2 separate regions of the Homo sapiens genome follow, and region 1 is linked to region 2. A link is a loop called in an ENCODE intact Hi-C map of the cell type or tissue named here. Cell type or tissue: endothelial cell of umbilical vein. All regions are shown on one strand.

The links. Hi-C counts contacts between places; a loop is a spot of excess contacts. Peaks named below come from ENCODE experiments on the same cell type or tissue, not always from the same donor. Only the 100,000 strongest peaks of a DNase experiment are listed, where the experiment ranks them.
Region 1: a loop joins it to region 2, with 10 times the contacts of the local background. A loop is called at or near these places in 6 of 110 quality-filtered maps.

Annotation. Positions count from the first base shown.
Region 1 is chr10:30,635,187-30,640,186 of GRCh38, reverse strand. No RefSeq gene overlaps it. Among named protein-coding and RNA genes, the nearest start is that of LYZL2, 7.9 kb to the right of the region's middle. In endothelial cell of umbilical vein, a CTCF peak has its summit at 49 (motif pointing left); DNase peaks (open chromatin) are centred at 26 and 1,916; H3K27ac peaks cover 18 bases; H3K27me3 peaks cover 300 bases.
Region 2 is chr10:30,389,944-30,394,943 of GRCh38, reverse strand. No RefSeq gene overlaps it. Among named protein-coding and RNA genes, the nearest start is that of MIR7162, 24 kb to the right of the region's middle. In endothelial cell of umbilical vein, a CTCF peak has its summit at 2,262 (motif pointing left); a DNase peak (open chromatin) is centred at 2,243; H3K27me3 peaks cover 391 bases.

The DNA of each region.
Region 1 (5,000 bases), 250 kb before region 2:
TCTTTGAAAAATAGCGCCTTAAAAACTTGATTCCTGAATGCACTCTGTCTCCCTCTGGTGGCAGAAAAGAATTGATGCACTTCCCAAAGCCAGTTTTACAAAACACTCTTACAAATAGAAAACCTGAAGCTAGGACTTTTTTTTTCCCCATAGGTTTTTGGGGAACAGGTGGTATTTGGTTACATGAGTAAGTTCTTCAGTGGTGATTTGTGAGATTTTGGTGCACCCATCACCCGAACAATATACACTGAACCTGATTTTATCCCTCACCCCCTTCCCACCCTTTCCCCCTGAGCCCCCAAAGTCCATTGTGTCATTCTTATGCCTTTGCACCCTTGTAGCTTAGCTTCCCCTTTAAGTGAGAACATACGATGTTTGGTTTTCCATTCCTGAGTTACTTCACCTAGAATAATAGTCTCCAATCCCATCCAGGTTGCTGCGAATGCCATTAATTCATTCCTTTCTATGGCTGAGTAGTATTCCATCACATATATACACCACAGTTTCTTTACCATTCCTTGATTGATGGATATTTGGGTTGCTTCCACATTTTTGCAACTGCAAATTGTGAAGCAAGGAATTTCTGTTTAAAGTAGCTTTAATATCTCCAAGATATGCAATAAATTAACTGTTAGCAAATTATTTCATTTATTCACTCAACAAATATTTATGAAGCATCTAATATGCCAAGCCTGGTTCTGGGGCTGTGGATACAGAGACAAACTCCCTGCCCACATGGACTTAGCTTTTAGCAATAAAGAATAATGTTTTAGCAATTAAAAAATAATGTTTCACATACTCACTGGCCTTTTCATTTTTTTTTTCATTTTTATTTTTATTTTTTGGAGATGGAGTCTTGCTCTGTCACCTAGGCTGGAGTGCAGGGGCACGATCTCAGCTCACTGCAACCTCTGCCTCCCGGGTTCAAGCAATTATCCTACCCCAGCTTCCCAAGTAGCTGGGATTAAAGGCACGTGCCACCACACCCAGCTAATTTTTCATATTTTTAGTAGAGACGAGGTTTCACCGTGTTGGCCAAGCTGACCTCAAACTCCTGATCCACCTGCCTTAGCCTCCCAAAGTGCTGGTATTACAGCCGTGAGCCACCGTGCCTGGCCTGGCCTTTTCTTTTAATGTACATGAAGTGAAATGTATTTACGTGCATGAAATGTCAAATACTCTGGGAAAGCCTGTGATTTTGCATTGCTGCTTTCTCTCTTCAGTTCCTTATCTGTCATTCTCACCTTGACCTCCCCAGGCAGGTCCAGAACTTTCCACCCCGTGCCCTCAAGAAGAACCTGTTGAATAAAATGACTATGGGCCATGGAATCGAAACCCAGGGAATCCAAACTAAGAGGCTTTATTGTCAGCTAAATAAAAGGGCTTTTGCAGTTTCACTTGCCCATATTATAAGCTAAAACATTGACAGTTATAAAAGTGAGGGAGTCTCATAACTAATAGGTCTCTATAAAACTGATGCAATAACGTATCTTAGCAAAAATTTTGTATATAAACACTGCAACTGTGTGAACATGTGCCTGCAGTCCTAGCCACTTGGGAGGCTGAGGCAGGAGGGTTCCTTAGGCCCAGGAGTTTCAGTCCAGCCTGGGCAACATAGTGAGACCCTATCTCTAACAAAAAATAAAATAAAATAAAATAAAATAAAATAAAATAAAATAAATTCTCCCTTGACTGCGTACGAAAGCTCCTGTGCATATCGATGGAGGCAAGGAGAAGCAGTACCTGGAGAGGGTGGGGGTTGTTTTGGAACCTCAGCTCAGCCAGGGGCAATGGAGCTGAGGGCGGAGGTGACAATGCTGTATGACTTCTGTCTCTACTAGCTCCTGAACTGCAGCCACAGATGCCTGTTACACTTGGACCCAAGCAACCCTACATAAGCTGTGAGTCATTGTGCTCGTGAGTCACCTATTCAGAGAATGTGAGTTCTGCAAGCAGCATTTCTCTTCTCTTCACTACTGATGGTGAAGGAATATCAACAGGATGGAGAAAAGTCAATGGTCTGAATATGGTGTTTGCTCTCACCTGTTGTCTGTCCCTGGAGCTGCCTGCTGTAGGCATGTTACTGACAGCAACATGTGACGGCTTCTCCATCGTGCCTCCAAGGGGTTTCTTCACTTCAATTTCTTCCTACATACTGGGCTTGCTCATAGGTCATCCCAAACTTCAGGTCTTAAGAATACTGCCATAGATAGTCCTTTTATGAGCTAGCTGATCATATCTTTGGAATATGGTAAAAATAATTAACACTAGAAGATGGACCCACAGGGAAAAGGGCAGTCAGGTATGTCTGAAACCTAAGAAAGGATTTGGCTGTGTTTTCCAGGGATGTAAGGATAATAGTATATAGAACAGAACACCTAGGCCAAATTGTTGGTTAGGAATGTCATCTCCTTGGTTTGTTTTTTTAGTGTCTTGCTATCTGTTCCGAATCTTAGAACCACAACTCTAAAAGAGTTCTGAAAAATTTTGCCTTCAAGGCTCACCTTTATATAAAATTCACTATGGCTGAAACGAAACTCATATTCCTTCTTGTTTCTGTCTTAGGTTTTCTCTTGGATTGGTGGTGCTGAGGCTTGAAACATTGGAGAAATGTTTGATGTTTTTCTCTCTCTTTTCTTTCCCCTCTCCTTCACTAAGCATGGGACAATTATTCCTTGTGTCTTTTACATACATCTGTTTATTGCCAGTCCCCATGTGGGGATGTCTTGGCAGTTGTGTATGTTGGCCTGAACCTCAGGAGAGAAATCTCAGCCAGAGATAAATTTGGGGATGAAGAAGCCAAGAAGATAACCAGGGACAGGGTAGGTAGAGCAAGAAGATAAAACCAGGCTAAAAACCTAAAGACAAAAATGTTTAAAAAATGAGCAAGGGGATCACAGAAAAAACAGAAATGGGCAAGAGGAGCTGGGCACAGTGGTGCATGGCCGTAATTCCAGTAATTCAGGAGACTGGTGCAGGGGGATCACTTCAGCTGAGACCACCAACATAGTGAGACCTCGTCTCTAAAAAAATATTTTTAAAAATTAGGTGTGGTGGTGTATGACTGCATTCTCAGTTACTTGCGAGCCTGAGGCAGGAGGCTCACCTGAGCTCAGGAGTTAGCGACCAGACTTACCCAATGGACTTGACTTAGAGATGCATTACCTGTGGGAACCCCTGAAACTTAGGGCATGTGCTACAATCCCCAAAGTTCCCTAGAGTAGTCTTAGACTCAGCCCTGTCTGTCACCCTAATGTCATAATGACTCCCGCACTGGTCTATAACAGTGCCAGAAATCTGACTAGTAGGAGTTCATTGATTTGGGTTAAGGCAGTGACTTTTTGTTTTCTAACAAATTTGAAACCAATTATTATTCAGAGCCCAAATATTCAAGCTCCTTCCACTGCTCCTACACCCACAGAAATTAGAGCTGGAGAGCAAGTCAGATTGCTCTGGGGATTAGGAGTGGGTGTGTCCATTCCCTAAGGTGGCTCAGACCTCCTGGTGCAGGGTTTGGGGAACAGGGAGCTCAGTCCTAAGGTAACATCATGGGGATTTTAGTCTCTGAAGAGCTAAAGCTTTCAGTCTGAAAACTGTATTTGAAGATGTCTCAATTCATATTGCCATTCTGTTGGGAAAAGTTACACATTGAGTCAACCTCAGTAATTAATTCCCAATCGTAAATTCATTTGTCAAGTTGGCCAGCTGAGCCCACAGGAAAGTGGCCATCCACGGTGTCAAGGTTAATAGAAGATGGAGAGGACTAACTATTTCAGATTTTCTCACACTTTAGTGGGCATTAGGATCACCTGGGGAGCATGCCAAATCTCAGACTCCTAGAGGCCACCACACCCCTAATTCTGATTCTGCAGACCTAGACTAAGATCAAGAAAATTTTATTCTAACACGTTTTTCAGGTGAGGTTCCCAGGCTGATGGTGAGAACTACACTTTGAAAAACACTGGTAAAAACATTGTAGACCCAGTTATAGGAAATACCCAGAACAGGTAAATCCATAGAGACAGAACACAGAGCAGTGGGTACCAGAGCTGGGAAAAGGGGAAATGGGAAGTGAATTAATGGGAACAGAGTTTCCTTTTGGGGAGATGAAAAAGTTATGGAACTAGAGAGAACCGTTGGATGTGTGCTGTGAATGTACTTAATGACTCTCATTGTATACTTTAAAATGGTTAAAACAGTACATTTTATGTAATGTCTACTTTACCCCAAATTTTAAAATAAACAAATAAATGAAAACACTGCACGCATTTAAAACCTCTGCTGCCATCATCGTCACTGAGCTGACCAAGTCTATGTTTGATTTGCTTCGTGTTTCTGCGTGGTCTCCGCTTTGCAGCTGGTGACTCCATGTAGGTAAATGTGTAAGTCAGCTTAGGAGCTTGAAATTTTACCCCTGTGTTGTTTGGCTCTTGTGTCTTCATCTTACTTTCTATGGTCCCCAGATAAAAGGATGGAGAATAATGTATCTATCCATTTGCTTCTTTTAGTTTACTGCGATATGTGGCCGTTTAGGTGGCACACAATATCACCAGTGTGGTCCCATTTTATATGAAAAGTAAGTAGGATCAGACTGTATTGGTAGAGTGAAATTAATACAGTTAATTTGATTAAAATGAGACCTTCAAACAACAGAACCCTCACATAATTTATCATGAGAAGAGGAGCGACTTTGAAGACCCTTTGTGGCACCTGTGTGCTGGGTTTCTCATTGGCAACGTAGTTAGAATCATTGGCCACTGTAGAGGTTAATCACTTTTATTTTACAATAATCAAGCAATTCAAATCCGCTCACCTTTTCTGTGATAAGTGGCTATCAACAGTATGCTAGCTAACAGATTTTTAAACTTACTTTGGAATCATTTTAGATTTATAGAAAAGTCGTGCGGAGTCCAGAGTCCCACATACCCTTTTCCCAGTTTCCCTAACATGAACATCTTACACGTCTACAGCACGTTTGTCAAAACCAAGAAATTAACATT
Region 2 (5,000 bases):
TCTTAGTCCATTCGTGCTGCTATAACAAAATATCTGAGACTGGGTAATGTGTAAAGGACAAAAATTTATTTCTCACAGTTCTGGTGGGTGGGAAGTCCAAGATCAAGGTGCCAGCAAATTTGTAGTCTAGTGAGGGCTGCTCTCTGCTTCCAAGATGGCACTTTAAATGCTGAGTCTTCCAGAGATGAGGAATGCTGTGTCCCAACATGGTGGAAAGGACAGAAAAGCAAAAGAAGGAAACCGAGCTAGGCAGCTCCCTCAAGCCCTTTCATAAGGTCACTATCCCATTCATGAGGGGGCTCTTCCCTCACGACTTAATTATCTCCTAAAGACGCTACCTGTAATCCCAACACTTTGGGAGGCCAAGGCGGGCAGATCATGAGGTCAGGAGATTGAGACCATCCTGGCCAACATGGTGAAACCCCGTCTCTACTAAAATACAAAAAATCAGCTGGGCATGGCACACCTGTAGTCCCAGCTACTCGGGAGGCTGAGGCAGGGGAATTGCTTGAACCCGGGAGGCAGAGGTTGCAGTGAGTCGAAATCATGCCACTGCACTCCAGCAGCCTGTAAACAGAGCAAGACTCCATCTCAAAAAAAAAAAAAAAAGACTCCACTTCTTAATACTATCACACTGGGGTGTGAGTTTCAACATGAATTTTGGAGGACACACAAGCATTCCAACCATAGCAAATTTACTTTATTAAAAAAGAAAAAAAAAAAGGAAAATCCTGTCTCCAAACATGATATTTTAAGAGTTGATATATTTACATCCCAATTTTCCAATTGCTTACATACATATTTGTGACGATCATTTTTAGCTGAGAAAAGTTTCAGTAAATTAAAAAAATCTCATATTATCTATTAATATCTTATTCAGATAAGATCAAATTTCTAACCTAGATTTTAGGTTAAGACATAGTCATTTGTTGTAATGTGAGAATGACAGAGAGAGAGAGAGATATTAACTAGCAGAATCCAACTATAAAAATAAATTTAAGGGCACAATTCTCTACTAATGACTCCCCCAGACAAATTATTACTTGGATAGCAATGAATCAACTAAAAATGGAAGCGAGAATAGTTTGAGTCCTTTTTGCAATGGATGGATGTTTATGAGACTATTAAGTGAAGAGGGTTCAGAAACAAGGGGATAAATGGCACGCTAATTCGGGGTTGAATGGAGTAATGGGATGGTCTTGGAAATATAAGAATCTTGCTTAATGGGGCTTGTCTACTTGCAATTCAATAAACTAATATACGTAAATTAAAAGAGATAAAGGACATGAGCACTCAGAACAAAATTACAGGAATAAATTTAGCAAAGGGGCACCAAAGTTGAGAGAAGGGTCACTGTTCCACGTCAGACATCTTTAATTCTTGCGTCATGGAGATGGTAAGCCAGCGAACAGAGTCTTCTGTCTGGAAGCTAAAACCAGCCTTTGGGATGGCTTCAGAGAGACTGTTCAGACTCAAGATGCAAAAGTAGATGTTGCATGGTCGAAAATATCCCGAAGGTAAAGGCTTTTTTCTTTTTTTCTTTTTTTTGAGACGGAGTTTTGCTCTGTTGCCCAGGCTGGAGTGCAGTGGCGCGATCTTGGCTCACTGCAACCTTTGCCTCCTGGGTTCAAGCAATTCCCTGCCTCAGCCTCCCGAGTAGCTGGGATTACAGGCGCCCACCACCATGCCCAGCTAATTTTTTGTATTTTTAGTAGAGACGGGGTTTCACCGTCTTGGCCAGGCTGGTCTTGAACTCCTGACCTCGTGATCCACCTGCCTCGGCCTCCCAAAGTGCTGGGATTACAGGCGTGACCCACCGCGCCCGGCCGGCAAAGGCATTTTCAAAGACAATGGTGCTCGGGGAAAAGAATGCTGTGTGTTTTAAAAGAAAAAAAAAATAAAAGAAAGAATGGAAACAAGGAAGAAGAAGTGACCAGAGGGTGGGGTGACCATATGTTCTGGTTTGCAAAGTACACGTAAGGTTATGTCTGCTGTCCCGGTGCAATTATAACAGTGCCCCTTGCACTCTCCGAATGTCCGGATTTGGATGATAAATCATATGATCACCCTGCCAAAGAGAGCAAATTAGCCAGAAGACCCATGTGTCGATTTCAAACGGTGTGGACTGATCCGCAGGCGCGCTCAGGCCGCTGCCCAGCTGAACGGTGTGCACCACCTCTGCCTCGCCCTACCTCGCCCTGCCTGGGTGAGTCTCCAGGAAGGCTACAGCGGAACCCTCGGCTCCCACGTTGCTCTGGTGCCACCTGCAGGTTATGTGGGGGAACTGCTTCTCTCTACCCCACTACCCACCACCCTGCCTCCCCACCCTGATCCTGGGCAGCCTTGGAGTTGACCAAAAGACATTCAGAGCACCCGAAGCCCTGGGTGGGGAATGGGCTGGACCCCGCAGTGAAGCCTGCGTTACGGAATCAGACGGGCCCAGCTTAAACCAACAAAGCCAAGCTCTTCCTCTTCCTACCCACTCCTGTCCTGTCTCATTTTGTAGAGAGGAAACTGAAGCCTAATTCAGAATTTTCATTGGTAGCATTGTGAAGCATACAGCTGGAACCTCCCAGGTGCCATTCCCCACATCTCTGTCTTTCCCCTAATACATTAGGATAGTGGGTAAGCAAGAGAACTTAAGTTTACTGAGCTCCTATTGTGTACTGGGCAGAGTAGGCACTTTTATCTCCAGCCTCGCAATTGATGGGAAATAGGTGATTATACAACCGGGATATAGGATCAGAGTGGGCTAGTGATGTGCTCACAGTATCTCAGCTGAAATTGGAACCTAGGGGTCTTTGACTCTAAAGGTAGTGCTCTTTTTGGGTCTCCAGTTTGAGCAATACTTGCAAAATGCAAAGAACACCATGAAAATCTTACATTGATCCATAAAAGACTGTATTGCAAACAAAAACATGGAGTGTCTTCGTGGGGGAGACGGTGAGGCAGGGAGATTATCTCAATTCTGTGCAACCTGAGAACTCTCTGAGGAAAATGAAAAAAGCCCGACTGAGTGCAATTTGTCTGATAAACAAAATCTGTCAGAATGTGGGGCCTTGTGAGTGCTAAGTGAAGGTAAGAAACCACGGTGCTGGACATTTTCTAAGGTGTTCTTTATGAAATTACTCAGGGCCTCAGTGCCTTCACCTTCTTCATGAGCCTAGGCAGTTTCCCCATCTGTCTTCATCCTACTGCCTGACATCCTATCTATCAAACTGCTTTTGGAGTTATGACTCAATAAAATAAAAATCATGGTGGGAGTCATTTACACCCTAGTGAGAGTCATCTAAGATTCCCTTTTCTTCTCAGACCTTTTAGCTGAAGTTGGTTATGAGAGAGGTTGGGGAGGAGGAAAAGGGTCGGGGCGAGCAATCTTGGAGCTTGCACTGTTTCTTGCCGACGACCTGGCACAGTGTGAAAATGTCAATCTAAATGGAGAGCTCTATGCATGTTCCAGTCTATTCCCTTTGTCACCAATACCAATCCCCAAAGCAGAGCCCCCGGGAGGGCTGGACTGAAAAGCCTGGAGGTAATAGAAAATGCTTGGCTTTGGATTTCAGGTCAAGTTCTGCCGGCGACTTGCTGTGTAAGATTAGACAAGTCAGTTCACCTCTTTGCACTTCAGTGACCTCATCTGTAAAAGGCTGGTCTGGACTAGATTAAAGACTTTCTTTAGGTTTTGCAATTTTTGTTGTTGTTGTTGATGGTTGTGTGTGTGTGTGTGTGTGTGTGTGTGTGTGTGTGTGTTTAAACAGAGTCTCACTCTGTTGCCCAGTTAGAGTGCAGTGGCGCAAACTCGGCTTACTGCAAATTCTCCTGCCTCAGCCTCCGGAGTAGCTAGGATTACAGACGTGCGCCACCACACCCAGATAATTTTTGCATTTTTCATAGAGATGGGGTTTCACCATGTTGGCTAGGCTGGTCTTGAACTCCTGACCTCAGGTGATCCGCCCGCCTCGGCCTCCCAAAGTGTTGGGATTACAGGCGTGAGCCACTGCGCTCGGCCTGCAATTGTTTTTTGTTTTAATGTTATATTCAATTCTTCCTCCATCTTTATTAAAGTATAATTGATAAAAATTGTGTATATTTACAGTGTTCAATGTGATGTTTTGATATATGCATACATTATGAAATGATTAAATCAAGTTAATTAACATTTTCATCACTTCACATACTTTTATTATTATTATTATTATTGTGGTAAGAATATTTAAGATCTATTGGCTTAGAATAGTGTTTACTAGAGGCGAGGAAGGGTAAGGGGGAGGGGGTAGCCAAAGGTTGGCTAACAGGTTAACAGATACATGAGTACATGGCTGAGTTTGGTGGCTCACACCTATAATCCTAGCACTTTAGGAGACTGAGGTGGGAGGATCACTTGAACTCAGGAGTTTGAGACCAGCCTGTGCAACATAGGGAGACCCCATCTCTTTAAAAAATTTAAAAAATTAACCAGGCATGTTGGTGCATGCCTGCGGTCCCAGCTACTCTGGAGGCTGAGGTGGGAGGATCACTTGGGCCCGAGAGGTCAAGGCTACAGTGAGTTGTGATTGCACCACTGCACTTTAGCCTGGGGGGCAGAGTGAGACCCGGACTGGAAAAAAAAACAAAACAGCTAAATAGGAGGAGTAGTTCTAGTGTTCTTTAGCATTATAGGGTGATGATAATTTATGACAATTTATTATATATTTTCAAATAGCTAGAAGAGTGCATTTTGAATGCTCCCAGAACAAAGAAAAGATAAATGTTTGAGGTGGTGGAGATGCTAATTACCCTGATTGGATCATTGCACATTGTATAAAAATATTATACTGTACCCCAAAAATATGTACAATTCTTGTGTCAATTAAAAATAATAATAAAAGCAAAAAATCTCTCTTAGCAATTTTCAAGTATACATTATTATTAACTGTAGTCATCATTCTGTAGAACAGATCTCCAGAACTTATAACATTATATTTAATTCTGATCAAAGTACTAGATACACAGAGTTAAGA